Linked DNA regions of Homo sapiens: regions 1, 3 and 4 are each linked to region 2. The links are chromatin contacts, found by Hi-C or POLR2A ChIA-PET in ENCODE. All regions are on one chromosome and are shown on one strand. Each heading gives the region's core, a stretch centred on a gene start or an enhancer-like site at or near the end of the contact. The rest is flanking DNA. Distances are from core to core; before and after follow the strand shown. Region 1 holds the start of BNIP2 (BCL2 interacting protein 2). Region 2 holds the start of POLR2M (RNA polymerase II subunit M). Region 3 holds the start of MINDY2 (MINDY lysine 48 deubiquitinase 2). Region 4 holds the start of SLTM (SAFB like transcription modulator).

Region 1 (6,342 bases), core at 3,843-6,342, 2.0 Mb before region 2:
CACTCCAGCCTAGATGGCAGAGTGAAACCCTGTCTCAGAACATATATATATATATATCTCAAGCGGGCATGGCAGAGCACTTCGAGAGGCTGAGGCAGGAGGATTGCTTGAGGCCAGGAGTTCGAGACCAGCCTAGGTAAAATAGCAAGACCCCATTTCTAAATAAATATTTAAATAAGTAAATAAAGATGTATCAAATGAATGGATACTTGAAAGAAGTGGGTAATCTAAAATGACAACTTTGAAAGTAAACATTCATTTGACTGAGTCCTAGGTGAGTTCAAGAATTACTGGATTATTCAATAAATGCTTTTACACAAACTCTTTAGTCAGTTTAGTAAAGTCAGACTCCCTATTCATATCATAAGCACATACACAAAATGCCAATTGGATTTAATATTCATATGTAAAAAAAAAAAGAAAAGAAAAAAGAAAAAGAAACTATAAGACCACCAGAAGAAAACAACAGTGATGGGCCGGGCGCAGTGGCTCACTGTAATCCCAGCACTTTGGGAGGCTGAGGCGGGCGGATCACGAGGTCAGGAGTTCAAGATCAACCTGGCCAAAATGGTGAAACCCTGTCTCCACTAAAAATATAAAAATTAGCTGGGCGTGGTGGCAGGCACCTATAATCCCAGCTACTTGGGAGGCTGAGGCAGATAATTGCTTGAACCCAGGAGATGGAGGTTGCAGTGAGCCGAGATCACGCCACTGCACTCCAGCCTGGGCGACAGAGCGAGACTCCGTCTCAAAAAAAAAAGAAAAAGAAAACAACAGTGACTATACAATTTTAGTGTGAGGAATGCCTATTTAAACATAACACCAAAAACTACACAAGAAAAGGCTGACCATGGCTCTGAGCTAATGTATCACTCTCCAAGTGTTACCTGCTATGTAGGGCATAAGGGCTGGAAGCCATGCTTTTTTTTCCACGGAATTTTTCCCCAATTTTTAAGAGCTTAAATATCTGCCTATTCAAGGAAACAATAAGTAATTGTAAAAATACCCTAAATCTTGTCCAAAAAGTCTGGAAACACAGGGAATACAGTGGGTTTTTTTGTTTGTTTGTTTTTTGAGACAGAGTCTCGCTCTGTCATCCAGGCTGGAGTTCAGTTGCGCGACCTCGGCTCACTGAAACGTCCACCTCCCAGGTTCAACCGATTTCCCTGCTTCAGCCTTCCAAGTAGCTGGGATTACAGATGTGTGCCACCACACCCAGCTAAATTTTGTATTTTTAGTAGAGGTGGGGTTTCACCATGTTGGCCAGCCTGGTCTCCAACTCCAGACCTCAGGTGATCCGTCCACCTCAGCCTCCCAAAGTGCTGGGATTACAGGCGTGAGCACCACGCCTGGCCTACAGTGTATATTTAACATCGTATTTTGGATTAACAATTCCATTTATTTCTTTAGAGACACTTACCTAAGACAGTATGTGGAAGTCAAAGGAAAATATATTGAGCAATATTATTTCGAAATGTTACTAATACATTGTTTGAAAATAAATTAGTCCTATGTTTCTGACTTTTTGAACACCTATGAAGTGTTGTCCAGCGCTTTGGGAGGCCAAGGCGGGAGGATTGCCTGAGGTCAGGAGTTCAAGACTAGCTTGACCAACATGGTGAAACCCTGTCGCTACTACACAAAAATTAGCCAGGCGTGGTGGTGCATGCCTGTAATCCCAGCTACTTGAGAGGCTGAGGCAGGAGAATCACTTCAACCCGGGAGGCAGAGATTGCAGTGAGCCGAGATCGCACCACTGCACTCCAGCCAGGGCGACAGAGTGAGACTCCATCTCAAAAAAAAAAAAAAAAAAAAAAATTGAACAAGGCCGGGCGTGGTGGCTCACACCTGTATTCCCAGCATTTTGGGAGGCCAAGGTGGGCAGGAGTTCACTTGAGGCCAGGAGTTCAGGACAACCCCGGGCAACATGGCAAAAACCTGTCTCTCCAAAAGTACACAACTTAGACATGGTGGCACATGCCTATAATCCCAGCTACTCCAGAGGCTGAGGCACGAGAATCACTTAAATCAAAAAGTGGAGGCTGCAGTGAGCTGAGACCATGCCACTGCACTCCAGCCTGGCAACAAAGTGAGACCCTGTCTCAAAAGAAAAAAAAAAAAGGAACAATCTAAAAGTTCAATAAAGGATTGTTTAATATATACATTATCCATAATGAAAATAATAGCATTGGAATGTATTTATTGACTTGAAAAAGAGTTCATAATATATTTTAATTATTTATTTTTATAATATAGATTCCCATATCTTTCCATAGACTGTAGAGGGTGAAGCCTCAGAATCTGTATTTTTATTTATTTATTTATTTTTGAGACACAGTCTCACTCTGTTGCCCAAGCTAGAGTGCATGGTGTGATTTTGGCTCACTGCAACCTCCACCTCCTGAGTTCACGTGATTCTCCTACCTCAGCACCCCCAAGCAGCTGGGATTACAGGTGCCCACCACCATACCCAGCTGATATTTGTAATTTTAGTAGAGACGTGGTTTCTCCACGTTGGCCAGGCTGGTCTCGAACTCCTGACCTCGGGTGATCCACCCACCTCAGCCTCCCAAAGTGCTGGGATTACAGGTGTGAGCCACTGCACCCAGCTCATATTTTAAATGAAAAGAAGAAAATGGAGATTATAAACCACTAAGTACATTATCTGATTTTTATAAAGACTTATATGTGCAATTTATACATAAAATATATATGTGTGTGAATATATATATATATATAATCTGAAAGGCTATACATAAATATGTTAATAATAATTATCTTTTTGGCTTACTTGTAGTTTGTAATGTTTCAACAATAAGTATGGATAATTAACAAGATAGGGATAAAAAGATAAGTAATAGGATGGCTTACTCGAAACCAAAGCAAACACTGATCAAGCTTATTAAATAATAAAGTTACTAAAATGAAGAAGGAACTGAAGATCTTAAAAAAAAGAAATCACATAACTATATATGATTTCCAGTGATTTTCTGCCACCCTGTGGGGAATTCTGCACATTGCAGAACTGAAGAAGCAAAGTATGAAACTACAAAAACTTCTGTAAATCAAGATGAAATTTCTTGGCCCAAGTAGTTGTTTAGCTAAAGCTCTGTTGATCAGTTTTGTTTTCTCTACTAGCTATTTAGTGAAATTGCTAGACTAGGATAAAAAGAATACCTAATACTTAAATGTGATTACAATATGACAACCAAGGTCCTAATACATATATATGAATTCATCTCACAAAAACCCTATAAGGTAGGTACTATTTTCTTCCCATTTTATCAAAGAGACGGACTTTAATCTACCAATGGTGGGTAAATGTTGCCAAAGCAATGTGAAATCCAGGCAGAATGCTGCATTTTTAGTCAATGATTTAAAATTTTGAGCTTTTCTGTTCCCCTCAGGCCTGATCGTACCCCAATGGAATCACCCAAATACTTGATGCTGAGCCTTTCTATGGATTTATCAGATGAAACTTTGGAAAGGGACTTTTTTTTTTTTTTAAGACAGGGTTTCGCTGTCACCCAGGCTGGAGTGGAGTGGCGCGATCTTGGCTCACTACAACCGCCGCCTGCCAGGCTCCAGAGAGTCTCCCACCTCAGCCTCCCAAGTGGCTGGGACCACAGGTGCATGCCACCAAGCCCACCTAATTTTCTTCTTTTCTTTCTTTCTTCCTTTCTTTCTCTTTGCTTCTTTTTCTTTCTTTCTTTCTCTGTCTCTTTTTTTTTTTTTTTTTTTAAGAGATGGGGTCTCGCCATGTTGCCCTGAGGTCTGGCGATCTACCGACTCGGCCTCTCAAAGTGCTGGGATTACAGTCATGAGCCAGCACGCCCAACTGAGAGAGACTATGATGTTCTCCAAACAAATCTCATTTGGTTGAAACTCTACAGCTGAGTATGGTCTAATTTGAGTAGTTTACCTTGAGTACTCTAACCATGGTCTATAGACCTGGGCTCTTCTGAGAACTGTTTGCAAATGGTTCACAGAGAGAGAGTAGAAAACTCTATGTCAATTTTGCAGGTAATTTTATGGCTGTTAACTCTAACGATAAAAAGTTTTGACTTGGACTTTGTATGTCTTTTCATTTTTCTGTTTTATTAACTTGTCAAAAACTAATTGAAAATTGAAAAAAATAAACCGACCGTTCCCCCAGTGAAGAGAAGCACTGCTGTAAAGCTTTTCACACTCAAATATTACCAAACTCTAAGGTCGCTTCTGAGGCCTAACTCCCCAAAATGATGCCTCGGATATTTTTCCTCGCCTTATTTCTTTTTTTTCTTTTTCTTTTTTTTTTTTTTTCCTTTTTCCTTTTATTTGAGACGGAGTTTTTGCTCTGTTGCCCAAGCTGGAGTGCAATGGCACGATCTCGGCTCACTGCAAACTCCAACTCCGCCTCCGCCTCCGCCCTCGCCTCCTGAGTAGTTGGGATTACAGACGCGCGCCACCACGCCCAGCTAATTTTTGTTTGTTTAGTAGAGACGAGGTGTCACCATGTTGGCCAGGCTGGTCTCGAGCTCTTGACCTCCGGTAATCCACCCGCCTCGCCCTCCCAAAGTGCTGGGATTACAAGCGTAAACCACCGCGCCCGACCTCCTCCCCTTATTTCATCCATTTTATAATTCACATTATTGATCGCTGATAATTGCACCTATTGTAATGATACTGATAATTGCACCTGTTGTAATAATATTGATATTGATAATTGCACCTATTGTATTACAATATTATTATTGATATCGATAATTTCACCTACTGTAATGATCAATAAAGGCAGGCAGAAAGAAAACAAAAGTAACTGAAACTACCAGGCAGCGTCCCTGCGAACAGCAAAGAGGGAAGAAACGCCTTGAGGCGTAGTAACGCCACCAATAAGGAGTCGACGCGACGGGTCCGCCCACAGGCAAGGAAGGCCGACCCCGCGAGTGCAGGCGCGAGCGCTAGCCCGTGACGTCTGAGGGGGTTGGGGGGATGCTGTGTGGGTTTCAAGAAGACGCCACGCCTCCGCCGCCGCCACGCCCCCGCCGCCTCCACCGCCGGCTGCCGCGCCCGGAGGAGGTCGGGATGTTATCACTTCCGCCGGGGCTTCTCACTGTGTCCGGGTCAGCTGCTGCCGCCGACGCCGTACCGCTGCGGCCGGGGGATTGGGCCGGGGTCTCCACCGCCGACCGAGGGGAGCGGGCTCCGCTCGGCCCTGCTTTTTGCGACCTGGCCGTCAGCCCCACGTCGCCGGCCTGGAGGGGCGAAGAGGACGAGGGGGCCAAGGCTTCCTCCGGGGTGAGTGCGGCCTGGGAGAACTCGGCACGGTGGCTCCGGAGCTGGACTGGGAACCGGCCTAGGGGCGAAAGTCTGTCGGGCGCGTGCCCACGACGTCCGGGGAGAGGAAACCCAGAGAGTTACCCTTGGTAGGGGGAGCCATAGAACCTGCTCGGGAGGTGCTTCCTGGATCCCCGCCCTGCTTAGGTCCCCGCCCTTGGCTTGGGTCCTGTTTGTATTTGGCAGTTTGGCCCCCCACCCCGTCGCTTTTCCGTTTCTGGTAGTTGTGCTCGGGATGGAACCTTGCCCCTCCTCCGCTCCCCCACCCTTTTACCCTGGTGTGGGTGAAGTGGCTGGGCTACGATGGTTCAGTATTTATGACCAGCGTCCGTCCTGGTACAGAACAAAGAAACTTGGACTTCTGGTATGCCTCGTAACCGCGGGGAATAGACACGGAAGCAGCATAAGTAATCAGGGCTTTAATAGATCTTCCCTAGTACGCTAAACCAAATACAGAGTGTGTACGTCAAAAGCCGAGTCCCCGCGTGAATCTAGACACAACCCTTTCTGTTTAAATACCTGGCAAAATGGTTTGGATTTCTGGATGCATTTCATGCCGCTGGAGAGTTACTTGTCTGTGTCTTGTGAGCTCTTTGACGAAACAGCTTTTCCGGTGTTGCATCAAGATAGTTACGGTGCCTCCTATTTATTTAATTGAATAAACTATGTGATTGCATTTTAGTGTTGCTTTTTTCATTCTCACCTTCTCTTGATTAGGATCTCTATTTCACCTAATACCTGATTTCGTATTTTCAATTAAATGTAGTTTTTCTAACATTTTATAGGAATCTCTGCAATTGTAGAAACAAATTCTGTAATTTGTAAATGGATGTTTCCTCAAAGTTACAACTGACCTTACCCAATTAAGTTACCCCTGCAGACTAGTTTCTTGATCATTTTGCACATATTCTTAGTTCTTTTTGGTTTACATTTTCTCTAAACTCTATTCCTAGTCTTCATATTCTCTAGTGCAGCCTAATACTGCTGGGCTTAGACCGGAAGTATGACAGATCCACTTCTGCAAAC
Region 2 (6,411 bases), core at 1,270-3,769:
TCTTCTGACTGTTGTTCACCTTGGTCCGCAATGGTGATCCTCTGTAACCTGTCAATAAACAGGTTGTCAAAGCTGCTGGAAGTATCTTCCGCTTGACTTGAAACACGATGCCGCGGGTGATGCTCACTAGCTTCAGATGAAGGTGGTACCCTGTCTCTATTGCTGGAAGCTGGGCCCTTATTCACTGTGTACTCAACCTCTGAAGTCTCTTCATCACCTTCAAGAGTAGGACGTCCAAGTCCCTGGTTTTGTGAGGTTTGAGATGACTTGATGTTATCTACAGAGGAACATCCAGGAACTAGTGATGAAGTATCAAGTATCGGGTCAGAATTCTGGGCCTTATCTGTACCCACATCAACTTCTGCAATTGCTTTTTGCCTTAGCTTACAGTCTAAACTAACAGGGTTAAACAGTTCACTTTTTCTTCTAACTTCTTCACATTCTGCAATGGCAGCTTTCAGTTTGGCAAAAGAGTCAAAGATCTTTTTACCTTTGTCGGGCAATTTGCAAATGAATTTTCTGTCAAATGGAAAAGAATACTATTACATTACAGCCATTTTTTTAACTTGAGATATAACATTAAAAAGGCAAGGCATTATCTTCAAAGAAAGAAAAGCTGATTTTTAAGTCAAATATCTGATTTCTAACTGCCCCAAAACAAGAATAAAACAATTAAAATGGTCATTATCCAAATAGCCCAAAAAACAAGGGAATGCAGGAAGAATAGGGAATATATGCCTCATTTGTCTCAGCAAATTAGAATTTCAGCAAAAGTATTTTAAGCATATAATAATCACATAAGACATTCCAAGAACCAGCAGTCATTAAAGTGCAATCTCCAAAATTTGGGGATGGGGTGGAGTGTGGGGATGGGCCTATTAGGTCAAAACTACTTTCATAATAATACTAAGATATTATTTCCCTCTCATTTTCTCGCATGGGTACAGTGGAGTTTTCCAGAGGCTACATGGCATGTGATGACATCATTGTTCTAGAATAGAATGTGTGCTTGTGTATGCTTATGTTTTAAAGACTTCAGACGTATTTCTGATAAGTAAATACATTTCGCTAGATACAACACATAAAATAGCTCTTTGGGATGTCAATAATTCTTAAAGTATAACGGAGTCCTGAGACCAAAAAGTTAATTCACTGCTATACATTCAAAACCTATTCTCACAAGGTCAAAACACATGTCTTGATCCCAACCAATTATTTATTTGTCCCTTTTGCTGGATGACAGAGTTCCTTTTCTGATTCCCTTTTCTTTAACTATACAATAAATGGAAAGAAAAAATTACACCTTAAGTCCTCTGTTCTTTTTGACACTACATTCATCCCCACAATTTCAACTATTAACAACACTCTACAGCTGAAATTCCTGTTTTCTGTATTTTTCCAGGGTTCTCTCTTTCTTGAGCCTCATGACTACTTCTCCAGCTTTTAAGTGTTTGGTTTTCGATTAACCAAATGTCTGTCCTGCTCTCCTCTCAACTCTGCACACCCTAAGTAAAATCAACCTTGGATCTATTCCTCTCCCTGAATTTTCCTATTTTTGCTAGTGGTCTTCCATATAGATTGGAAACTTCAGCCATCTCTGTCAACTGCATTTAAATTAGTCCATGCTTAAAAGTTCTCCCAATCCCTTCCTAGCTCACTTTCTTACAAGTGTCTCGTGGGAAGTCTCTCTGAAAATATCCTTCTACTGTCTTCTGCTTTTTATTCCTTCAAACCATCTTTTGCAACAAGCTGCTGAACAAAGCTGCCTAAAAAACAAAATCACTTTTATTACGTGGCTCCCTTGCTAAAATCCGTTCAACCAGCCAGCTGAATGAGGGTCGAACTTTCCCGGCCTAATAAACCCCTCTTCATATCCCACTCTTCCCATTTCCTACGGTTCCTGTAAGCTTAGAATCCAGAGATGAAGCTGACAATCTGTTATGGGTTAGGGGTGCGGGCGACAAAAGGGTTTAGAAAGCAGACTCATGGAACCACCACAGTCCCCGGGTAAATAAAACCGACCAGGGGCTACTAACTCCCTGCAACGCCAGGTAGCCGTTCAATCCGAGCTATCCTCGCAGGCATACGTGCCTGGCCAGGAAGAGGCACGGCTCTGCCGCAGCAAGCCCTCCGTCCACTCGCCCGTAGGACTGAAGCGAATGTGACTGAGTCAAAGTCACCTTCCAGGGAAGGGAACAGAGTGCGGGAGGGGAGGGGAGCGCCCAGGGAGCTCGAGCTGAAGGAGCCTGGCGGAGACTCCGCGGGACCCCAGCTTACTCGTTGCGCAAAAGTCTCTCCTGGCGCTTCAACATTTCCCGCAGCTCCACCAAACTCCGCTGCGCCAAGTCCTCGGGAGCTTGGGGCTCGAAGCCGCGGGGCAGCGAGCACATTCTGCGCGGGCTGAGGCTGGCGCGGCGGCGGGCACTCGGCTTCCTCGGCAGGCCCCGCTACTAGCGCCGGATCCGCGGACGGCGGTGACTCCGGGGCACGAGCGGGAGTCGCCATTTTCCCGGAAGAACGGGGTCTTCTTCGAGCCGAATCGAGCTTTATTGAAATTCCGGAAACAAACACGGACTGGGAGAAGGGGGCGTCCGCAGGAGCGTTAAAGGGCGGAAGTTACGTCGGATGACGCCGGCTCCTTGGCTTGGCGCCCTTTCCCCTTGTGTGAGCATTCATGCGGTCATCAGCTGTTCGTCGGTTTATACAAAAAGTATTCAGCGCCAGCGTGACCTCACCAAGCACTATGTGTCAGTCAACAAATAGCAACGTCCTGTGTTATACTTGGGGTTTACAGAGTTGGCGGGGGGATGGGGGGAGGGAGAATCAAATTATGATATAATAGTAACGTTGGGATGGGCACCTGGGAAGATATCTCTGAGAAGTGGTTCAAGTCGAAACTTGAAAGATGAGCTGGCCATTAATAAGGTGGGAGAGAGTGCGGGACAGGATTTGGGAGACTCTGGCCTGTGCGTGGTGCCTCCGGCCTGTGCGTGGTGCCTCCTAGCTCAGCTTAGGGACGTCCTGAAATTGTTAAAGTTGGAAGGTTCCTCAGAATCAGCGATTTTTCTTGGGGCTCAATGCATTTGGAGAAGGACTTCATTTGTAGCACCGCCTCAAGCATTGTTAAGACATTTGGTGTTTCTGGCTTCTGCCTGCTAGGTGCTATGGCACTCCCAAGTCATTGCAACAATCCAAAATGTCTCCTCCAACATACATTTCCAAAGGCCCACAAGAGGTGATGAGGGAGTGGGAGCAGCTGTACAAACTCGTTGAGGACCTTTTCGAATTTTCTACTTTGCCTATAGAAAAACAGAGGCATGAAAACTGAAATAAATATTCCCAGGGCACAAAACCAGTAAGTGACAGCACCAGATTTCAAACTCAAAAGCCCAGCCCCTTTTCCAACACACCAATTTGAAAATCCCCTTCTTCACTTTAGGCCTATTTCCAAATGTGTAAAACTGTTGAAAAGACTTCCCTCCGCCCCCCCCCACCCCCGCCACCTCCCCAGCTGTTGAGAAGAAGGCAGCTTAATAGGTATTGGACACAGCTTTTACCTTCTCGTTATAGTTCAGCTACCAGAGGTGCATCCCAGTGGAAAGAGTAGGAAGACATGCAGTCACAGCAGATGTCACTTGGGAGGTTTGAACACCCCCATAACCCACCGCCCTCCCCCGATTTTTTGATATAGGAAATTGAAGTTGTCTCAATCCTGTGTAAGATGCTATATAAACACAAGCAGCTCTGTCCTAAAGAGACAGAAGATCTAGGTAAACTCCAAAGCTATTCCAGGGAGCACAATTGCAACCATTTATCTATCCCCCCAATCTGGTCCATTCTGATCAGATTCATTAATATATCAAAATAAGTTTTCTCTGTATAAGACTTGCTTTCAAGGACGTTAATAACGTGCTGCAGCATTGGCTGAATGAGAAATAGGTAAGGTCCTCGAGTCAGGTGGTTGTCTGTGGTACTGACAAAAAAAAAAAAAAAAGACTCCGTAAAATGTTGAAGAGATGTATTCTGTGCCAAATATGAGTGACCATGGCCCGTGACACAGCCCTCAGGAGATCCTGAGAACACGTGCCTAAGGTGGTTGGTGCACAGCTTGGTTTTATACATTTTAGGGAGACATGAGACATCAATCAAATACATTTAAGATAAACATTGGCTTAATCCACAAAGGTGGGACAACTCAAAGCAGAGCGGGTGTGGGGCAAGATGGGCTCCCAAGTTATAGGTAAATTTAAGTTTTTTTCTGATTGGTAATTGATTTAAAGGAATGTCTAGGTTAGCATAAGAACTTGTGGAGACCGAAATTTTATCATGCAGATGAAGCCTCCAGTTAGCAGGCTTCAGAGAAAGTAAGTTGTGTTTCTTATCAGACTCAAGGTATATGTGTTGATATTAAATGCTGTGTAGCTTTTCCTGGATTCTAAAAGAAAGAAGGGCATAATGAGGCATGTCTGACCTCAGCTTCCCATCATGGCCTAAGCCAGTCTTTTAGGTTAAATTTGGAGGACCCTGGACTACAGGAGGAAGTCCATTCAGACGGTTGAGGGCGGACCTTCAAATTTTATTTTTGGTTTACAGTGATAAGCACCCCGCAAGCCTCCCTCACCCCACCCCTGGACCCCAGCTGGAGGCCTTTATTTCTCCCACAGTAGTGAACTCCCCATGTGCTGATTGTAGGCCACAGGTGTCCCCAAGGCAAGGATGCCTTTCTTTTAGGCCTCAGAATTTTGCCCCCTTCTGTTACCCTTTTGTGGAAGGCTATCTCTTCTCCCCTTGCCAATTGTAAGTCTTGGCTGAAGTCTCACCTCCTCCCTGAACCTTCCCATGTTATTCCAAACCAAACTTCTCTTTCTTTTCAGCACAATTATAGGGCTTAGTTAAAGTTGGAACCTCACTGCATGAAGCATATTATACTTCTCTAATTGTGTTATGCATCGAGATTTCTTTTTCCTTTCCTAACAAAATTGTAAAGTCCTTTCTGTGAGGGAGCTATAATTGTACTTTTTCTGTCTCCTCTCAGGAACATAGCATGTAGTAATTGACACAATCTCCTTCTCTCATATTTTTTTCTCTACCTTTCCCCCATATTCCTCTTTCTCTTAATGAAATGTTTCTTATATGCAAATCTTAAGCTTTTTATATAATTAATCATCATTACTGTGTAGATTTTTCAGTGGTTTGGGATAGAATCTTTTATACAGTATGGCTTAGGGCTTCAAGATATCATAATACAGATCTAAATTCCCACCAGCATCCAAGCACAAACTGTCTAATTTTGTCAGTAACCAGGAAGCATGGCAAGTGGAAAACATCACTCTACAACAGAAGCAGACTACTTGCAGCCTATTTACACTTCAAAAGGAAAATAGGCAAAGTATTCTTTTATAATTTATGAAACAAAAAATAAATATCTAGGACACAAATTTTCACAGCAGTGTCTAGAGAAGAAGATATAAAATGGAGAAATTTAACAATGGAGAAATGAAGACTAAAGAGAGAAACAATGAGTGCTACAGGTTATACCTGTTTGCAGCTGAACCAAACACTTGAAAGGAAATGGAGCCCACAAACCACAGACAGCTAATCTCTGCTAAAGAATTCCAGTTGCCTGTCAAAGAGCCCATCCGTTATAAAAATGAATCTGGGCAAGTGTTTTGGGGTTTTTTTGTTTGTGTTTTTCAGTGCTCATTAAAAAGATGAATCACTTTTCCAGTGGTACTTGGATTAATCTCCTGAATGTTGCTCTCAGAGTAAACTAATAAATTTGGCTGCGTTTGAAAGGAAGGAAAATTCAAAACAGAATTAAGGGAAAGGAAAATTTCATTAGTCACGTGAGGTGCTGCCAAGATGACCTATAGACATCCCACTGCCACGAAGCTACACAAGGACACTGAACAAAAACAAGACCTGGGAATGATTTCCACTTGTCCTTACCTAGTTGAAGATAAAAACTGACAATCAATTGTAAAACTGATAAACATAAATGTTTAGAATTTCCAGGCTGTTCTCCTCTGTTTTCTTGCTTTGATTGTCATTGTTGGGGCATGAATGGCCACAAAACTGGCCATGATATAGTTGGAGTTGACCAGAATGGCAGCAACAATATTTCCCATCCTAAATGTGTTCTTCTTGCTATGTGAGTTTAACACTCCTCCTGTCAAGAAATGGGGTTATTCTTCTCTATCCTTGAATCTGGGCGTGCTTATAACTAGAGCAAAAGTGATTTTTCTAGTCTAGATGACAAAAGGTGATGCAACTTCTACCTAGCTTTCTTGAAGTGCTTACTCTTGGAACTCAGCAAGCAAGCCATGAAGAAGTCTGCATTTGCGTAGATGTTTTGGCTATCATCCCAAGCTGAAGTTTCAGCCAACAGGTAGCATCAACCACCAGACATGT
Region 3 (6,313 bases), core at 1,464-3,963, 1.1 Mb before region 2:
ATAGTTATTCCTTCCTACAAAAAAGATTAGGGACTCTGGCCCGTTAGAGCAAGTCTAACTAACTCCCTAGTTGAGGGCCCTTATCAAATGGCTCTTGTTCACCTTTTCAACCTTATTTTTCATTATTCTCCAACATTAGCTTACCACTTCTGTCATGTAATAAACATATAAACACACAATATCCATTCTATTTTCATTCCTTTGGTTTATACTCTTCTCTCCCCTGGGAATTCCATTTCCCTGTTATTCTAAATTCTCTTCCTTAAAAGATCTGTTAAATTGCTCTAATTTGTCTTTAAAACAAACAAACAAACGAAAAAAAAAAAGATTGGTTCAAGACCCATAAATCCCATGAAGTTTTCTAGGACTACGCCATACCAAAGGAAAATGTCCCCTTTTTGAATATCAAATGCATTTCCACAGATTTACCACAGTTTACCTACCACTTGTCTCATATAACTTACTATTTCTTGTTCTTAAACAGTTTCCAGTAAGTTAATGATGCCACCTCAAACAGCTTGACAGCCTTTTAAGGGCAGGTACTGTCTTCACTTAAAACATCTCAGTGCCATTATGCACCAGACAATGGCAAGGTTTCTAATTTTATTTCTTTTCTATCAGTCCTTGCTAGCGACAGGAAGATAAAGGCATGTTTGATAAACACTATTCCCTTTACTTGATTTTCTACCTAAGTGTTTAGAAGAATCCAGGTTATTTTTCTTTTTCTTTTAATATAGGGTCTCACTGTATTGCCCAGGCTGGTCTCAAACTTCTGGGCTCAAGCGATTGTCTTGTGTCAGCCTCCAGAGTAGCTGAGCTTACGGAGTAGCTGGGATTACAGGCGCACACCACCACACCCAGTTTGTTTTGTTTTTTTTTCCTAGGAAACATTGCATCTACAGATATAATTATCAATTTGAAAATAAAATAGGTGCTGTGAGATGCATCTTCTCAGCACCCTAACACTGCAAGCTTAAATGAGACACTTCATTTGACAGGTAACTCGCTCTGAGTCCTCAACATACCTATTTTTAAGGGTCTTTCCCTTTTTTGCTCCTTCACCTTAGACATACCTTTTCTTATTTTAGTTCTTTAGAGTTTTAGCTCCCTTAACACATTCGGATGCATGGTTACTGGTAATAATGCCAAACCATTTAAGGAGAGCCAAAGAAATGAGGCAAGTAAAAATCATGCATAAAATGAAAACAATCTTTGAAAACCAAGAAGTTACGGTAATTGGGTCTCAGACCAATGCTTTTCCTTAAATGGAATTTGTCTAAAGAGCCACATCTTCCCCATCACCATTCTCTTAAGTATCTACACACAAATGGGGCATTAGTTGGAAATCAAACTAAATATAACCATGAAAACTTAGTCCATGATATCACGGATTGATGGTAACTTCTGAAGATTACTTTCTCCAATTCTTCACTTTTTTGCATATGTGATAAGGTCAGTAAGAAAATGTAGGAAATTATAGTTTAAAATAATCATAAGATTTAAGATGCTCTAAGTCCTTCTTGTTTCTAAGTGTATCAACCACAATTGAATGTTGAACTCTTAAACACTACAAGAGAAGACTGAGGTTAGGGGCAATTCTTTTCGATATATGTATAAAGGAATATTCCTTCAACATGGAAGTCTTGGAATGAATTTCATGTAAGAAGGGGACTGATGAATGAGGAAAGAAAGGAAGCCATCACCTGACATGCAGCAGCTCCCTCACCCCGTTTTCCTCCACCCCAAAAGCTGTAGGAAGTAGAAAGCTGCAGAATGTACCTTCCAGGCCAGGAGCAAAACATTGAGGATGGCCAGCAAGGGGCAGGGTCCGTTCTCATTCTGGGTGATGATGGGTGTGTTCTCTTCCTTCCACTGGATCCACTTGATGTGATACACAGATTGTCCCGGGAAGCGTTCCTTGGAGGCCGCCAGCACCTGAGCGGTCTCCTCCCCCTCCTCCTCCTTGCACAGAGGAACAGCCCCGGGCAACACCGCCGCGCCCTCCTCCTCCTCAGGGACCCTGTTCTCCGCTCCCTCCTCACTATTGAACTCGCAGCTACTGGGAAAAGAATGCAGGTTAGAGAACGACTCCAGAGAGTCCAGGCTCGGAGATTCCCCAGGAGGGCTCGGGTCGCTGCAACTGCTGCTGAGGCCGCCGGCGCTGCTGGGCTCTTCGGAGCCGGCGGCGGTCAGTTCTGCTTGGCAGGTGCCGGCGAGATCCGGGCGGGCTCCCGCGTCTCCGGCGGTACCCAACTCATGACCCACTCCGGCCACGGCTGTCTCCGGGGAGGCGGTCACCTTGTACTGCCCTCTCAGAGGCGCCTCGGCGGCAGCAGGACTCTCCAAACCACTGTCCTTCAAGTCCAAACCCGCGGAGGAGCTGCAGGGTCCGGGAACCTCAGGAGAGCCCGCGGGAGAAGCCGAGTCCGGGAGGCTCCTCCTGGCGGCCGCCGCCCCCAGCCCATTCCCGCCGCTGGTCTCCGCCGCCCATACCCCAGGACCATCACCAGCGGCGAGCCTGGTCTCCTGTAGCCCTTCCTGCGAAGAACCTGTCCCTGACGCTGGCCCGGCCGCCACCCCGTGTTCTAGCGGCTGCAGGCTCTCGGGGCTGCTCTCCATACCGGGCCGCCCGCCCCCAGCTCTATGGAGACCGCGGCCACTTCTCCGCAGCCAGCGCCTTGGACGCCATGACAGCTGTATTGGCAGCAACAGCGCCCTGGCGCGGCCTCGGTCAGGCACGTCACCGGGGAGAGTACTAAGAACGCGCGCGGGCGCGCGCTACCGCTCTGTCCGTGCGCTCTGAGCTTGCCTCCGCCTGACTGCGCGCTGAGAGGCGAAGGCGAACCACTCAGCAGCCGCCCACGTGGCCCAGCCCTTTCCGTGCGTCCGACCGAGCTCGCTCTCGGAAGGCCGGGCGTGGAGGGCGTGGCTAGGAGGGCGCGGCCGGGGGGCGCGCCCCCGCGGCTCAGCTCCAGTAGGAAAACATCCTCTCACTATGTGGCCGGAAGTTGAACTCCCGGGCAGCTCCCTTGTGTGCGGCTTCTTTAAAGGGAAGGCAGGAGGCGGACAGCTTGGCTGTGACCCTTTAGCGCTGGGTCGCGTGTGGCCCACCCTCGGCCTGAGGCATTGTTGGGTGGTTGGAGGTGGTTGTAGTATTTGGAAAAGAACTTGTCCCTGAAGGGCTCAGGGGACTTGGTTTCTCAGCTCCTAATATGGAAAATTAAGGCATTTCTTACGAGATGCAGATTTTAAAGCAGGCATATCTACTCGACGGCTTTGGATTACTGCACTGCACAAATTCCAGTCTCTGTCGGTTTTGGCTGAGAAGAGCTGTGCTTCTCACCAGCTACTGGTGAGACATTCGCCCTACAGGAAAGGGTCGGTATGATTGTGGACATTGACATGCGTAGCAAAAGAAAGTGGCTAATTTGCGCCAATAATAATAAATTAGCTTGTATTTGAATTAGCCAAGTCTTTGCGGTTTTGCTAACTTGGCTTCACTTTGCATGGAGTGGGAAGCGCCTGCTTCTGAAAAGGTGACTTTTTTCCTAATTAGAATGGACTCCTCTTAAGGCCATGCAGTTTTCAAAGAAGAAAGACAAGCTGGACGTTTTGTTAGTAACAAAATGTATGTGGGTCCTATTCTAACTTGTTACAGAAAAGGGCTTTTTCCCCCATCTTTTTTCTTTCAACATTTTCTAGGCTGTTGGGGATAAAAAATTAACGAGACAGGTCTTCCTTCGCAGACATATAAATACCTGATACATAATTAGAATGTGATATTTTTGCACCTCTGTTGGTTAGAGAAGGCAGACAAGATTGCAAAGTAGTATTTCATTCATTCCTTTAATACATTTTAGTACCAAGTAAGTTGCTGGATGCTGTCTGTCACTGGAGATGCCATAGTGGATCACGGAGCTTATATCTTCATGGAGCTTACTGTCTTTTTTTTTCTTATTGCTATTTTTTAATACATACTTATATGTTTTTTTGTTTTTGTTTTTGCTTTTGTTTTTTTTTTTTTTTGAAACGGAGTCTCTCTCTGTCGCCCAGGCTGGAGTGCAGTGGCACGATCTTGGCTCACTGCAACCTCCGCCTCCCGGGTTCAAGCGATTCTCCTGCCTCAGCCTCCCGAGTAGCTGGGACTATAGGCGCCCGCCACCATGCCTGGCTAATTTGTTGTTGTTGTTGTTTTTGAGACGGAGTCTTGCTCTGTCGCCCAGGCTGGCGTGCAGTGGCGCGATCTCGGCTCACTGCAAGCTCCGCCTCCCGGGTTCACGCCATTCTCCTGCCTCAGCCTCCTGAGTAGCTGGGACTACAGGCGCCCGCCACCACGCCCAGCTAACTTTTTGTATTTTTAGTAGAGACGGGGTTTCACCGTGTTAGCCAGGATGGTCTTGATCTCCTGACCTCGTGATCTGCCCACCTCGGCCCCCAAAGTGCTAGGATTACAGGCGTGAGCCACCATGCCCGGCCACACATAATATGTATTACATATAATACATGAATGTTGGATACTTATATTCTTGTTTACCTGAGAATGCAGAAGACTGTGCCCCTTTTTTTTTTTTTTTTTTTTTTTTTCCCACTTGAGACGCAGTCTCGCTTTGTCACCCAGGCTATAGTACAGTGGCGCCATCTCAGCTCATTGCAACCTCCACCTCCCGGGTTCAAGTGATTCTCCTGCCTCAGCCTCCCAAGTAGCTGGGACTACAGGCGCACGCCACCAGGTCCAGCTAATTTTTTTTGTATTTTTAGTAAAGACGAGGTTTCACTACCTTGGCCAGGCTGGTCTCTAACTTCTGACCTTGTGATCCGCATTGACATGATACTATGGTATATGTCCAACTGTAGGGTCCAGCCTTACGGGGCTTAGCGGGTGTTCTCCCCGTGTTCAGAGACGAGAGATTGTAATAAATAAAGACACAAGACAGAGAGATAAAGAGAAAACAGCTAGGCCCGGCGGACCGCTACCGTAAAGATGCGGAGACCGGTAGTGGCCCCGAACGGCTGGGCTCGCTGATATTTATTGCATACAAGACAAGGGGGCAGGGTAAGGAGGGTGAATCTTTTAAGTGATTGACAAGATGAAGCAAGTCACGTGATTACAGGATGGCGGGGGCCTTCTCTTTTAGGTAGCTGAAGCAGAGAGAGAAGGCAGCATACGTCAGCATTTTCTTCTCTGCACTTACAAGAAAGATCAAAGACTTTAAGACTTTCACTGTTTCTTCTACCGCTATCTACTACGAGCTTCAAAGAGGAACCAGGAGTATGGGAGGAGCATGAAAGTGGACAAGGAACGTGACCATTGAAGCACAGCACCACAGGGAGGGATTTAGGCCCCAGGACTGCAGGCAGGCCTGGATAATATCCAGCCTTCCACAAGAAGCTGGTGGAGCAGTGTTCCCTGACTCCTCCAAGGAAAGGAGACTCCCTTTCACGGTCTGCTAAGTAACGGGTGCCTTCCCAGACACTGGCGTTACCGCTTGACCAAGGAGCCCTCAAGCGGCCCTTACGCGGGCGTGACCGAAGGCTCACCTCTTGTCTTCTAGGTCACTTCTCACAATGTCCCTTCAGCACCTGACCCTATACCCGCTGGTTATTCCTAGGTTATATTAGTAATGCAACAAAGAGTAATATTAAAAGCTAATGATTAATCATGTTTATAATAATGATTGATAATTGTCCATGATCATCTCTATATCTAATTTGTATTATGACTATTCTTATTCTAACTATTTTCTTTATTATACTGAAACAGTTTGTGCCTTCAGTCTCTTGCCTCGGCACCTAGGTAATCCTCCACCCACATCCTACTCTTGGACAACAGGAAAATTAGAAAAGATAATGGAGAGCTTTTTCAGAATGTTGAATTTAGGAGTTGTGTGTGCTTTTGATCTCCATGTCAATCCATAAACAATAAATCCTGTTCTTAAATTTGAATTTTCTGCCTAAAAAAGAATTGGAGATGTTAATAGATTAAAATATATGCTGCTGGTTTAAGCATTTTACGGTATTTTAGGCCATGAAATATAAATAAGAATAATACAGATTTCAAGGCCGGGCGCAGTGGCTCACGGCCTGTCACCTCAGCACTTTGGGAAGCTGAGGCAGGCAGATCACCTGCAGTCGGGAGTTCAAGACCAGCCTGACCAACATGGAGAAACCCTGTCCCTACTAAAAATACAAAATTAGCTGGGTGTGGTGGCACACGCCCACAATCCCAGCTACTTGGTAGCCTGAGGCAGGAGAATCGCTTGAACCTGGGAGGCAGAGGTTGCAGTGAGCCGAGATTGCGCTATTGCACTTTAGC
Region 4 (6,162 bases), core at 2,426-4,925, 1.2 Mb before region 2:
TATTTGTAAAAGCAACTTGTGAACATAGGTAATTTGTTGTATGTCCCTTCAAGGATAATTTACATTTGCTTCTGCTAGGTAGCAGTGGCATTAATATGACACCGTTAGGTCTTACAACATGACTTCATGTCATTAGCATGACATCAAGATGGCTGCAGTCTTTGCAAGGCTTTCCTTACTCTAAGTTCATGTTTTCTTCTAGAGAGCAGTCCTTTAGTGTCTCAAAAGTAAGTCTGGGGCCAGGCACGGTGGCTCATGCCTGTAATCCCAACACTTTGGGAGGCCGAGGCAGGCAGAGTACTCGAGGTCAGGAGTTCGAGAACAGCGAGGTCAGGAGCATAAGACCAGCCTGGCCACCATGGTGAAACCTCGTCTCTACAAAAATACAAAAATTTAGCTGGGCACGGTGGCGCATGACTGTAATCCCATCTGCTCAGGAGGCTGAGGCAGGATAATCACTTGAAGCCGGGAGGTGGAGGTTGCAGTGAGCTGAGATTGGGCCACGACACTCCAGCCTGAGTGACAGAGCAAGGCTCCGTCTCAAAAAAAACAAAGTAAACAAAAATACCCCAAAAAACAACAACAAAAAAACTAAGTTTGGGATGGCAAATCAGGCCCCCTTCCTTTGGCAGACTCGGCTCCACCTTTTATCCCTTAAATCACCCAAAAGTGGTGCTCAAATCTCACCTGTCTTTCAGCATTAGCAAACAGCTTCTTTTATTCCAAATGGTGGTCTCATCTCTCTAGATTTCAGCCTTCTCTCAAATTTTGGCCCAGTAATTTCTCATTACCTTGTTATTTCTTTTATGGTTTTTATGTTTTAAAAAGTTTCAAAATGTAGGCCGGGCGCAGAGGCTGACGCCTGTAATCCCAGCGCTTTGGGAGGCCGAGACGGGCGGATCATGAGGTCAGGAGATCGAGACCATCCTGGCTAACACGGTGAAACCCTATCTCTACTAAAAATGCAAAAAAATTAGCCAGGCATAGTGGCAGGTGCCTGTAGTCCCAGCTACTCGGGAGGCTGAGGCAGGAGAATGGCGTGAACCCGGGAGGCGGAGCTTGCAGTGAGCCGAGATTGTGCCAATGCACTCCAGCCTGGGCGACTGAGTGAGACTCCATCTCAAAAAAAAAAAAAGTTTCAAAGTGTTTTGTCAAACATCTTCATTATCTTCAGAGAGACATCTATATGATTTATCTCCCCATCACTATTTAATATAACCTATGTGCTTTTCATTAAGATAAGTACACAATAATGTAACTATTGTCAAAAGGAAATAGCTGAGTCAAATGAAGATGTTTCAAGGTAGGAAAGGTTTAAAAGCCTGTTCGGGCTAGGTGTGATGGCTCACGTCTGTAATCCCAGCACTTTGGGAGGCTGAAGCAGGAGGATAGTGTAAGACCAGGAATTTGAGACCAGCCTGGGCAACATAGTGAGACCCTGTCTCTACAAAAAAAAAAAAAAAAAAAAGAAAAGAAAAGAAAAATTAGCTGGGTGTGCTGGCATGCTACTTGAGAGGCTGAGGGGGAAGGATCACTTGAGCCCAGGAGTTTGAGACCAGACTGGGCAACAACGTGGTGAAACCCTGTCTCTACAAAAAATACAAAAATTAGCCAGGCATAGTGGCAGGCGCCTGTAGTCTAGCTATTCAGGAGGCTGAGGTGGGAGGATCACTTGAGCCTGGGAGGTTGAGGCTGCAGTGAGCCATGATCACGCCACTGCACTCCAGTCTGGGTGACACAGTGAGACCCTGTCAAAAGAATAAAAATAAAAACAAAAACAAAAAAAAGAGAGAGTGTAACTGTAAGTTCCCAGATAAATCTCTTAAAATCTTGAGGGCTGGGCCAGAAGATTTTTTTTTCTTTTTTTCTTTTTGAGACGGAGTCTAGCTCTGTTGCCCAGGCTGGAGTGCAATGGCGTGATCTCAGCTCACTACAACCTCCGCCTCCTGGGTTCAAGCGATTCTTCTGCCCCAGCCTCCCAAGTAGCTGGGATTACAGGTATGCACCACCATGCCCGGCTAATTTTTTGTATTTTTAGTAGAGATGGGGATTCACCATGTTGGCCAGGCTGGTCTTGAACTTCTGACCTCTAGTGATCCACCCACCTCAGCCTCCCAAAGTGCAGGGATTACAGGCATGAGCCACAGCACCCAGACTTTTTTTTTTTTTTTGAGACAGGATCTTGCTCTGTTGCCCAGGGTGGAGTGCAGCGGCCGGATCTCACTGCAACCCCTGCCTTCCGGGTTCAGGTGATTCTCCTGCCTCAGTCTCCCGAGTAGCGGGGATTACAGGTGCTCACCACCACACCCGGCTAATTTTTGTATTTTTTGTAGAGACGGGGTTTCTACTAAACCCTGTATCTTGGCCAGTTTGGTCTTGAACTCCTGACCTCAAGTGATGGGCCAGAAGATTTCTAAGGAGTCTTGCATTCTAAACTTCTATTATTGTGAATCCAATGTTGTAGCAGAGACAGAGCTGGATTTGGAATCAGGAGCCTGGGATTTGAGCACAGCTCGGCCACATACCAGCTGTGTGAACATGGGCAAGTCATTTAATCTCTCTAAGCCTCACGGAGATTTACTTGACAGACTTGGGAAGGATTAAGGGGGTTACTGTACGTCAAAGTGCCTTATAAACTGTAAAGAACTACCCTAATGTCAGGTATTCTTTTATAATGTCCAGTCTTCCTTTTTTTTGAGCCAATCAGAAAAAGTAACCTAAAGTGAGTCAGATCTCAGGAATTTAAGTTGTAAAACCAGGAAATACAGTATAGTTAATTGTGCATCATAATCACCTTATGGAATTTATAGAATCGTTTTATTTTATCAATGCTTGCACTTTGATAATGAATAATACAAGGTAAAATTACAAATAGGTACTCACTTGTACAGGCCGATCCTCCATAAGAAGATGCTCACTGTTCTTGGAATCCCAAATTTTGGGGGGCAAAATAGTGAACACAGTATATGATAACGGCAACAAGTACTTATAAGCTAGTTTTCTCTTTCATTGAACAATTTCGTGTTGAGCCATCAGGTCTACCGGGGAGGATAGCAAACCTGAGGCCAACAAGAAAGAAGTTTTCCTGTTTTTCAAGTGAGGAAGGGCAGCCCTAGAATAACCTAAGCTGCCATGGGCAGGGCGATGATGTTTTCTCCTGAGACAGCCAATGAGCCATGTGTCAAAGGCCAGCCCTTCCTATTCTTTGGACTAACAGCCCTAGAACTGCTTTGAGGTCTTTTGAATGGAACTCGGGGAACCTAGTTCGTTGGTGCACACCGGCGACAATTTTTCGATTATTCAGCAGAACTGATAAAGTATTTCCTTGAGAGGTTCAGCGCGCGCACGCGCCCCCTCGGTTTGTGTTGAGTAACGCGCGCACTATGTCATTCAGTGCCCGCACATCGTTGTTGCTCAAGACTCAAGACGTTGCAAGAAAATGGCTAACGAAGCGACGAGAGAACGGCGGCGCGGCGGACGTTGCTGCGGTAGGACGTGCCCGACCTCCCAGTCCACACAAGGGAGCGCACCGCCCAAGTGGCCGCGGCCCGCTCGACCGAGCGCGCCGCTGCCGGTCCCTGCGCCAACGCGCACGCGCGGCCGTCATCCGGGTGCTGGCGGCTGCTGCTGCAGGTTGCGCTAGGGTGGCGGACCGGGGGAGGGGCCAGCGGCTCATTGTGCGCAGCGCTGCGCGGCGCCGGCGGCCGCCGAGGCCTGGGTGGAAGTTGGCGCTGCTGCCGCCGCCCTGCAGCCCACTCGCTGCCTCGGCAGCGCGCTGCTCTTCTAAGATGGCTGCCGCTACCGGTGCGGTGGCAGCCTCGGCCGCCTCGGGTCAGGCGGAAGGTAAAAAGATCACCGATCTGCGGGTCATCGATCTGAAGTCCGAGCTGAAGCGGCGGAACTTAGACATCACCGGAGTCAAGACCGTGCTCATCTCCCGACTCAAGCAGGTGAGGCCCGGCGAGGACCGGAAAGGACCGGGAAGGGGAACTTAGGCCGCGCCTCGGCGCCCCGCTTCCGCCGCAGCCTCCGGCTGCCCGCAGCCGCTGGGACCTGCGGAACGGCATGGTAGGGAGGCCAGGGGCGGCTCCCGCGAGCGTGGAGGACGGGGACCCTTCCGCGGTGCCCCCGCCCCGCGCCCCGGGCCGGGCCGGGCCTGCGAGGGACCGGCCACCGCAGCCCAGCGTGCCTCCGCCTCCCCGGGACGTCCCCGCCAGGCTGCGAGGGTTGCGGCCGGCCGGCGCGGCCTCCCAAGGGCGATCGCGGAGACCTGGGAGGCGCTGGCTCCCCAGCCTTTAGCCATGGTGAGCGTGTGCATTTCTTGGCCTCAGAGGGAATGGTTACTTTGGTGACTTCTGCGAAGTTACCGTTTAATTGTGCCCAACCGTTTCTTCCCCATCTTGAGGGGGAATTGGTAGTGGGAGTTGATGGGTGGGTGACAGAGTTTTTGTTTTCCACTAGGCTTTTAGTTTTTGCATCAGCGCAATAATTACTTTTTCTTTCCTGATTAGCTTTCTGGTTTGAGTGAGCGTTGGAATTGTAGCAGAGGAGCAGTAAGTTTGCATTACAGAAACTAGGAAAACTCTTTTTAGTTATTTACTTTAGTAGCTAGCAACTTTTCTGCAATAGAACATATTTGGATTTTTGGCCAGTATGATGTGATATTTAATTATCTTGACACGGTAGAATTTAAAACTCCTTGCGATTTTGATACCTAATGATTTTTTTCCCCTGAAAGTTTCTCTCACTCTTTCGTGTAGTTTAATTGCTCATTTTTGAAGTCGGTTGATGAAATGACTGGCAATTCTAATGTCTTGAGGCTTGAGGTTTGCTAAATTTTTTTTCATTTCGTTTTTATAAAATAAGTTTAGATAGATTGTGTAGCATATTAACTTCTCTTTCTAATGTAGGCTATTGAAGAGGAAGGAGGCGATCCAGATAATATTGAATTAACTGTTTCAACTGATACTCCAAACAAGAAACCAACTAAAGGCAAAGGTTGTTACGAGTTATGAACATGTTTTAAAATATATTTTGGTTATATAACTTGCCTCTGCTCTTGTGCCTCTTGCCCTGTTTATATAGTGCTACTCTTTGCTATTTCCCTCTGGCAGTCTGCCTTCTTGGGTCAAGGAAGAAAAGTTACTGTTGCCAGGCTTTGGGTGACTTGTAGCCCTTAAGATTCGGCTGAAGCTGATTAGAAAGTGAGAACAGTTCTTTATTGCTTCCGGAAAAAATTACAAAGTCAAGTTGTGTAATGATGCTTCATAGTGTGAAGACCTGAATAAAATACAGTTTAACACATGTCTACCTTGCCCCACAATTGGCAGAGTTTTGATGGAATTCCTACCAAATCTTTTACCTTGCCTCCTTGCTGTTTTCTTTAGTATATTAAAATTCTATAACCTTTATGTTTAGTACTTTGTTTGACTTGGTGAACTTAATTTGCATTTATGCCATTATACCTCCTAATTTTTAGTGAAATTCAAAAAGACCTCACCAATCATACTAACAAGGTAGAGGGAAAAATCCATGATTAATTAGCTTAAAAAAGTTTTAAATTATAGGGATGTTAAAGATTCTTATTTTTAACTTTTAAGCTAGAGCAAAATATATTTATTTCTAGGATATAATGATTTAGTGACTAGCTAAAAGTGGTTTTAAATGAACGTTTTGCAGTATGAATGGAACTTAGGTATTTTTTAAAGCTTCTTGGTAAATGAAACCTTTATTTGAATAACTGCAAATTTCTCCCTCCTATAAGGACAGTGGCAGAGGGTGGACATGATATATCTGGATTCTGGTCTTTACCTACAATTTTCATGCAGAGTTTGTCATGAACAGCTGCTGCATTTTTTGTAATCTAATTTTCTTTACTGCTTTAAGTGATCCAAGTGTTACTCCCAACCACTGAATGATTGCAACTAAAATAAAATGAATGGATTAATATTGAAAAGGGAATATTAAATTTTGATCTTAAGCACACCTGGGTATCAGAGATGAGGACAACTCACTATTTTAAGTCTTCCTAGGTTAGGAGAGTCCCCTGTTTGTGCCAAAGGAAATTGAAAAGGGCTAATAAGCATTCCCTGGGAGAGGTGGGGATGTAGTTTAGAGAAGTAAAAAAGTTATCTTAAAGGTAGCTTTTAAGATAACTCTGAC

What was found. A loop is a pair of places that touch in the nucleus more often than their neighbours do. ChIA-PET counts read pairs that join two places held with the same protein, here RNA polymerase II (POLR2A). Pooled maps may share reads with other maps.
Region 1: a map of CD4-positive, alpha-beta T cell shows a loop between it and region 2 (6-fold over the local background). The contact joins the promoter of BNIP2 here to the promoter of POLR2M in region 2. A Hi-C loop is called at or near these places in 1 of 168 maps with a recorded cell type or tissue (CD4-positive, alpha-beta T cell), 2 of 37 single-sample maps with no recorded cell type and 10 of 50 pooled maps. POLR2A ChIA-PET finds 5 or more read pairs at or near these places in 3 of 52 experiments (CD4-positive, alpha-beta T cell, CD4-positive, alpha-beta memory T cell and PC-3).
Region 3: a pooled map shows a loop between it and region 2 (11-fold over the local background). The contact joins the promoter of MINDY2 here to the promoter of POLR2M in region 2. A Hi-C loop is called at or near these places in 1 of 37 single-sample maps with no recorded cell type and 15 of 50 pooled maps. POLR2A ChIA-PET finds 5 or more read pairs at or near these places in 3 of 52 experiments (CD4-positive, alpha-beta memory T cell, GM12878 and activated T-cell).
Region 4: a loop to region 2 is called in a map of sigmoid colon, with 24 times the contacts of the local background. The contact joins the promoter of SLTM here to the promoter of POLR2M in region 2. A Hi-C loop is called at or near these places in 4 of 168 maps with a recorded cell type or tissue (CD8-positive, alpha-beta T cell, gastrocnemius medialis, naive thymus-derived CD4-positive, alpha-beta T cell and 1 more) and 15 of 50 pooled maps.

What each region holds. Positions count from the first base shown.
Region 1 is chr15:59,688,070-59,694,411 of GRCh38, reverse strand. BNIP2 (BCL2 interacting protein 2) reads left to right here and starts at 5,092. Exons shown (of 10, transcript NM_004330.4): 1 at 5,092-5,277. RefSeq lists a silencer at 4,815-5,324 and an enhancer at 4,738-5,386.
Region 2 is chr15:57,702,822-57,709,232 of GRCh38, reverse strand. It overlaps POLR2M (RNA polymerase II subunit M), which reads right to left and starts at 2,519. Exons shown (of 4, transcript NM_015532.5): 1 at 2,278-2,519; 2 at 1-519. The coding sequence starts at 2,390. It overlaps GCOM1 (GCOM1, MYZAP-POLR2M combined locus), which reads right to left. Exons shown (of 17, transcript NR_104371.3): 14 at 2,861-3,299; 15 at 1-519. RefSeq lists a silencer at 2,035-2,084 and an enhancer at 2,405-2,624.
Region 3 is chr15:58,767,702-58,774,014 of GRCh38, reverse strand. It overlaps MINDY2 (MINDY lysine 48 deubiquitinase 2), which reads right to left and starts at 2,713. Exons shown (of 9, transcript NM_001040450.3): 1 at 1,780-2,713. The coding sequence starts at 2,619. MINDY2-DT (MINDY2 divergent transcript) reads left to right here and starts at 3,041. Exons shown (of 2, transcript NR_135474.1): 1 at 3,041-3,628; 2 at 5,136-5,943. RefSeq lists a silencer at 2,759-3,038 and an enhancer at 2,851-3,776.
Region 4 is chr15:58,931,192-58,937,353 of GRCh38, reverse strand. SLTM (SAFB like transcription modulator) reads left to right here and starts at 3,675. Exons shown (of 21, transcript NM_024755.4): 1 at 3,675-3,950; 2 at 4,911-4,998. The coding sequence starts at 3,789. RefSeq lists enhancers at 3,229-3,318, 3,339-3,478, 3,769-4,008 and silencers at 3,509-3,688, 4,059-4,318.